Regions from separate parts of the Homo sapiens genome. Here region 1 is linked to region 2. A link is a loop called in an ENCODE intact Hi-C map of the cell type or tissue named here. Cell type or tissue: MCF 10A. All regions are shown on one strand. Each heading gives the region's core, and the rest is flanking DNA. Links, peaks and the distances in the headings are about the cores only.

Evidence for each region. Hi-C counts contacts between places; a loop is a spot of excess contacts. Peaks named below come from ENCODE experiments on the same cell type or tissue, not always from the same donor. Only the 100,000 strongest peaks of a DNase experiment are listed, where the experiment ranks them.
Region 1: it touches region 2 in a loop (4-fold over the local background); 5 of 110 quality-filtered maps call a loop at or near these places.

Annotation. Positions count from the first base shown.
Region 1 is chrX:46,588,696-46,591,609 of GRCh38, forward strand. The region is part of intron 1 of CHST7 (carbohydrate sulfotransferase 7); the gene reads left to right. Among named protein-coding and RNA genes, the nearest start is that of CHST7, 16 kb to the left of the region's middle. RefSeq lists an enhancer at 1-121. In MCF 10A, for the core only: no CTCF peak of the experiment used is centred there; a DNase peak (open chromatin) is centred at 1,476.
Region 2 is chrX:46,445,723-46,448,636 of GRCh38, forward strand. KRABD4 (KRAB domain containing 4) reads left to right here and starts at 1,575. Exons shown (of 6, transcript NM_001129898.2): 1 at 1,575-1,624; 2 at 2,478-2,588. RefSeq lists an enhancer at 1,154-1,811. In MCF 10A, for the core only: no CTCF peak of the experiment used is centred there; a DNase peak (open chromatin) is centred at 1,519.

The DNA of each region.
Region 1 (2,914 bases), core at 117-2,616, 140 kb after region 2:
ATATGACTTTCAATCTTTAAATAAATAACCATGCTTTTTTTTTAAAGTGAAAGCCAATTCTTGAATTATTTGAATATTGAGGAATGACCTCACATTTCAATGTCACTTTTTTTTTTTACAAAAAACCTTTTATGCGTGCTTTTCAAAACAACGGTATATAAAAACCTTTATAATTCTTGAGATTAATTGCATGAAGACAGTTTTTTATTATGAATTTTCTATTATTACAGGATAGGTCTTTAAATAGTTCTGACTTAGGAATAAACAGAAGGGTCTATGATTGTTTCAGGTGAGACAGAGAGTAGCAAACATTTTCATTCTCCCCAGATTCTGGGCAAGTGGAAACAGTTGTAACCAAGAAGTTTAGCAGCTTAAAATTTTAATTTTTCCTTGTCAGACATCTAGCAGCTGAAAAAAAGGACAAAACTAGCTACTTGGTAACTGCAGCTGGCTGGTAAACTGAGGGTTTGAGTTCTAAATATGCACCCAAAGATGAATATTTCATTGCTCCCTATGAACAGGGCCCCATAATATTAAGAAGAGTTGGGATCCGGATTAAGAGTGAATTGAATTCTTAATCCTTGTGCTCACACCTGTAATTCCCAGCACTTTGGGAGGCCAGGGTGGGCAGATCACCTGAGGTCAAGAGTTTGAGACCAGCCTGGCCAACATAGTGAAACCCCGTCTCTGCTAAAAATACAAAAATTAGCCAGGTGTGGTGGCAGGCACCTGTAATCCCAACTACTCGGGAGGCTGAGGCCAGAGAATTGCTTGAACCCAGGAGGTAGAGGCTGCAGTGAGCCAAGATCGCACCCCTGCACTCCAGCCTGGGCGACAGAGAGAGACTCTGTCTCAAAAAAAAAAAAAAGAGTGAATTAAATTCTTAATCCTCTATTTAAGATTCTGGGGACTTAAGAGTTTGAGGAAACATCACAGTAAGAATTCATAGACACATTTATGTTTTAAACACAACCAAAAATATTGAGAAATGGTAGGAAATTAGCTGATAGTTTACTTAGGGTGTACTTGGGAGCTACAGGTCTCATGAAGGTGTAAGTCAGAACCGGAAGATATATAAGCATCCTTGACATAGTTCAGGGACATTCAGGAACTAGAGGCCAACACGGGGGAATAGGAACCCATTGCAGAAAGAAAGGGCCTTGTGAGGTTGCCCTGCCTGAATTAGCGGTACTTCATTTAAGTTCTTCAAATACCCCAGCAGCAGCCAGCAATAGTTCTTTCAGAGCACACATCTCTCCTTCCCTCACCTTGTACTGCCAGCGATTCAATAAAAAATATGAACCTGCATGAAAAGCAGCCTTTTGGGTAGATACAAAGATTTTTTAATAAAAGGATATAAAAGAGTGCTTATGGGTACAGATGTTGGGCTGGTAGTACTCTCCATAAAAGTTTGTTGAGAAATGGGATCTGACCTGGCAACATTTAGCACTTGGTTAGTCATTGACAAAACCATCCTGAGTTAATGCCAAGTTTGTTTCCGGTCTTTAAAGCCACCCAAGTGAAGAGCTCAACATGTTGCACAAAGAAACAATGACAGATTTTTTTTTTTTTTACTTTTTATTTTGAAATAATTATATAGGCCGAGTGTGGTGGCTGATGCCTTTAATCCCAGCACTTAGGGAAGTCAAGGCGGGAGGATTACTTGAGCCCAGGAATTCAAGACCAGCCTAGGCAACATAAGGGCATCCCGTCTCTACAAAAAAATAAAAAATTAGCTGGGTGTGCCTGTAGTCTTAGCTACTCAGGAGGCTGAGGTGGGAGGATTACTTGAGCCCAGGAATTTGAGGTTGCAGTGAGCTATGATCACGCCACTGCAGAAATAATATACTCACAGGAAGTTGCAAAAACAGTACAAGAGGTCCAGTGTACCCTTCAAATAGCTTCCCCCAAAGGAACACCTTATATGTAGATCAATATCAACACCAGGAAATTGACACTGGTGAGATCTAACAACAGACCTTATTCCATTTTCAGCAGTTTTTACGTGTACTCATTTTGTGTGTGTGTATAGATCTGTGTAATTTTATTACATATAGATTTGTGTAAACACCACTACAATCAAGACACAAAGCTAGTCCATCAACACAAAAAAACTCTCTTGTGCTACCCTCATTATCATTACATACCCTACCCTATCCCACCCCTTTCACTGGCAAACACTAATCTGTTCTCCATCTCTATAATTGTGTTATTTCAATAATGTTATATAATGGAATTACATAATATGTAACCTTTTGAGATTGGCATTTTTCACTCAGTTGTAATCCTCTGGAGATTCATCCAGGTTGTCTTGTTTAATAATAGTTTGTTCTTTTTCATTGCTGAGTAATATTTCATGGTATGGTTGTACCAGTTTGTTTAACCATTCACTCACTGAAGGACATTTGGATTGTTTTCAGTTTTTGGCTATTACAAATAAAGCTACTATGAATATTTGTGTATGGGTTTTTGTGTGGACATAAGTTTTCATTTCTTTAGGATGAATGTCCAGAAATGCAATTGCTGGATCGTGTGGAAGTGTCTGTTTAGTTTTATAAGAAACTACCAAACTGTTGCTGAGAGCAGCTGTACCCTTCTACATTCCCACCAACAATGTCTGAAAGATCAAATTTTTCTACATCTTCACAGTATTTGGTATTGTCACTATATTTCATTTTATTTTTATTTTATTTTTTTCAGATGGAGTCTCACTCTGTCGCGCAGGTTGGAGTGCAGTGGTGCGATCTCGGCTCGCTGCAACCGCTGCCTCCTGGGTTCAAGCGATTCTCCTGCCTCAGCCTCCCCAGTAGCTGGGATTACAGGGGTGCGCCATCACACCCAGCTAGTTTTTGTATTTTTAGTAGAAACAGGGTTTCACCATGTTGGCCAGGCTGGTCTGGAACTCCTAACCTCA
Region 2 (2,914 bases), core at 118-2,617:
GGCAATAAGAGCGTGCCCTGCATCTGGTCACATCTAAAATATCAGTCCCTTCTCTTTCTGAAGAAATACCTGTTCCTGCAGAATCTCCATATCCTGAAATGGAGAGATGCTGGTCAGGGCCACAGACCAGGTGCTTCTGCAGTTTGCAGTTTCTCTATTGTCCTCAGGACACTGTCATACTATTAGCCCTTTCCTGCCTCGTGATAGTGATGTCTGAAAAGAATGTTATCAGTTCACCTCTCCTCTAAAAATAAATAGGTTGGTTTCTCTAAACCTGGCCATCAGCAACACATACACATGAAATTCTGAATGAGCAATAATTCACTGCTCACATGCCCAAAGGAAAACAGGTTCTTTTCCTAGGACTTGTACAGGAGGCTTAGACAGGGTAACTTCCCAGGGGATGGCTGTACTGAGTTTGCAAATTTGGGCTGAGACTCATTCAAACTACCTGGGGAATGCAAGTTAACCTGCAGAGGAGAAAGCGAAAAAGAAAAAGGAGAAAGACCCATGTTCAAATGGAAATTAAATACATATCTGATGGATTCCATGATCAGCTTTAACACTTTCATCTATAAACAGTGTCTGGCACCAGTTGGCTCCAGCACAGAAGGGATTGCTTTGTACCTGGTGGAGACCCTGCCATGCCTGACCCAAGGAAGCCTGCTTGGTGACTAGGCAGGCACAGAAGGATGGAGAACACACTTCGTCTGTTTCCCCCAGGCCCAGACAGGAAACAGAAAACTTTCCTCAAGGCCATTACAGGCCTTTTTAGGGGACCATGTTGCCACTGGCTGGCAATCTCACAGAAAACACCTCTTTGCTATTTACAGTGCGTTTTCAAAAAAGTAAAATCCAGATTCTCCCAGGGTGTCTAGGATCTCAGGAATTGGAGCCCCTCTATTGCGTAGAGAAAAATCAGAATGAGGGTTTCTTTCCTCATTTCAAGAGATCGCTGGCTCTGCAGCCCAGCTCAAAAGCCCATCCTCCAGGCCACTTCCCCGGCTGAGCCAGACCCCTTGCTCCCATGACTCTCTGAGAGCCAGGCCCAGGGTCGGGTTCCCTGAGACCAGCCTGGACCCTAGATGGCCACGCCTCCGAGCGCTATTGGCGCCGGAGGCGCGACTCTTTTTCCTATTCCCAGGAGGGTAAAAAAGCGGGAACAATGGCTTTCAGGACGGAGGGACACAAACACCCAATGCCGCAGCGACTGGGAGGGTCGCGATGCAGGAGGACGAAATGGGAGAAGGGGGACAAGGGGGACTTCGGCCTCCCTGCGGGCGGGAGCTAGGCCGCTGGAAAGTCCGCTCGCCTCTCGCCGGCAAGGGATGACGCCCTGGGCCTTTTGTACCACTCGCCACGGAAAATGGTCACACGCTTTTGTCCTCAAGCCGAACACTATCAGAAACACGGGGTCCCTGGAAGCCGCCATCTTGGCCATTGGCGGTGGCGCACCCACCCCCGTGCTACTGCGCGTGCGCGGCGCTGCGACACACTCCGACCCCATCCCGCGTTCCCAGGGGGCGGTGGGAAGCGGAAGTGCTCCGCTGACCCGGGAGGGCGGTCCCTAGTTCACACTGGCTGTTGTCAGCGGCCTCTGAGGTTTCAGGCTCTTGGCGGTGAAGTAAGAGGGACGCGGAGGTGGTGATGGTTTTGATGGGGGCGGGGGTTGACGGGGTCGTGGGGTCATGGGGCCATGGGTGAACGCCTTTGTGGGTGACAGGGTGGCTCTACAGCCCAGCTCAAAAGCCCATCCTCCAGGCCACTTCCCCGCCTGAGACAGGCCCCTTGCTCTCAGGACCCTCTGAGCCAGGACCAGGGTCCGGTTCCCTGAGACCCGCAGGCCTGTGGGCGTGAGTGCTGGGGACGAGGTTCAGGGCCAGCGAGTGACTGATTGAGTCACTCCGCGCCTGTTTCCTGAGCGCCTAAAAATGCCAGGCAACCTTGCAAATGTTTCACATTAATCTTCACAGGAGCCCTGTGAGGTGTTACGATGATTATTTTCGTGTTATAGAGAGAAAATGGCTCAGTGTGGCTTGACAACCTGTCCAAAGTCACGTAGGTAGCAAACCCGAGGAATCTTTTTTTTCTTTTCCTGTGCTTCGTTTATCATGTTTATTGTTTCCTGTGTGTCTCCCCCGCTGGACTAGAAACTCTGCGGGAGCTGGGACTTTGAGATTTTGTTCCCTGATGTATTTCCAGCACGGAGAACGGGCTCATGGAAGGAAGGCACCCATTTCTTCAGTGAATAAAAGTGGCACAGCAGTCAGTCAGTTGATTCCAAAGCCCGGACTCAGGAAGGCAGGGTTTCGCTCACTGAGGATAATTGAGCTGTGAATCAATGTTAACTCTTAAAGCTAGAATGAGGCATTGTCCCTCTTCTGCTGGGTAAAACCTTTGGGTTTTACTCAACTTCACTGCATGGAAGGGAGCATAGGTGTTGCTAATTGAATCTCCTGTGGTCATTGTGTTTCCAGGGTCAGAGTGCAGACCTGAGACCACTGCTCACCGACTTCAGACTCCAGTTTATCTGTGCCCCAGCTTCCTCACTTAGTCTCAGAAGACTTAGGCTGAGGCCTCAGAAGGAGGTGAGTTCCCTGGGTCACAGGCAGAGATCTGGTGCTATAGTGATGGCCTCAACTGGGGCGTGTTTGTCTCTGAATCCCTTGGTCCTGCGGCCTTGGACACAAGAGAGGTACGCTGAGCTGAGGCGAGTTGGAGGAGAAGCCTCAGCCCAGAGCCCAGACCCAGATCCTCAGGGCAGAGAAAGGAGGCTCACAGGATAGCAGGTCCTAGAAGAGCTGGACCCATAGTGGCCTTTGTCCCTCACTTCAGCTGAGACAAAGCAAAGCTGGCTCAACTTCCAGATGCCATCGAGGACCGTGTGACAGTGCAGTTTGATTCCTGCTGGAGG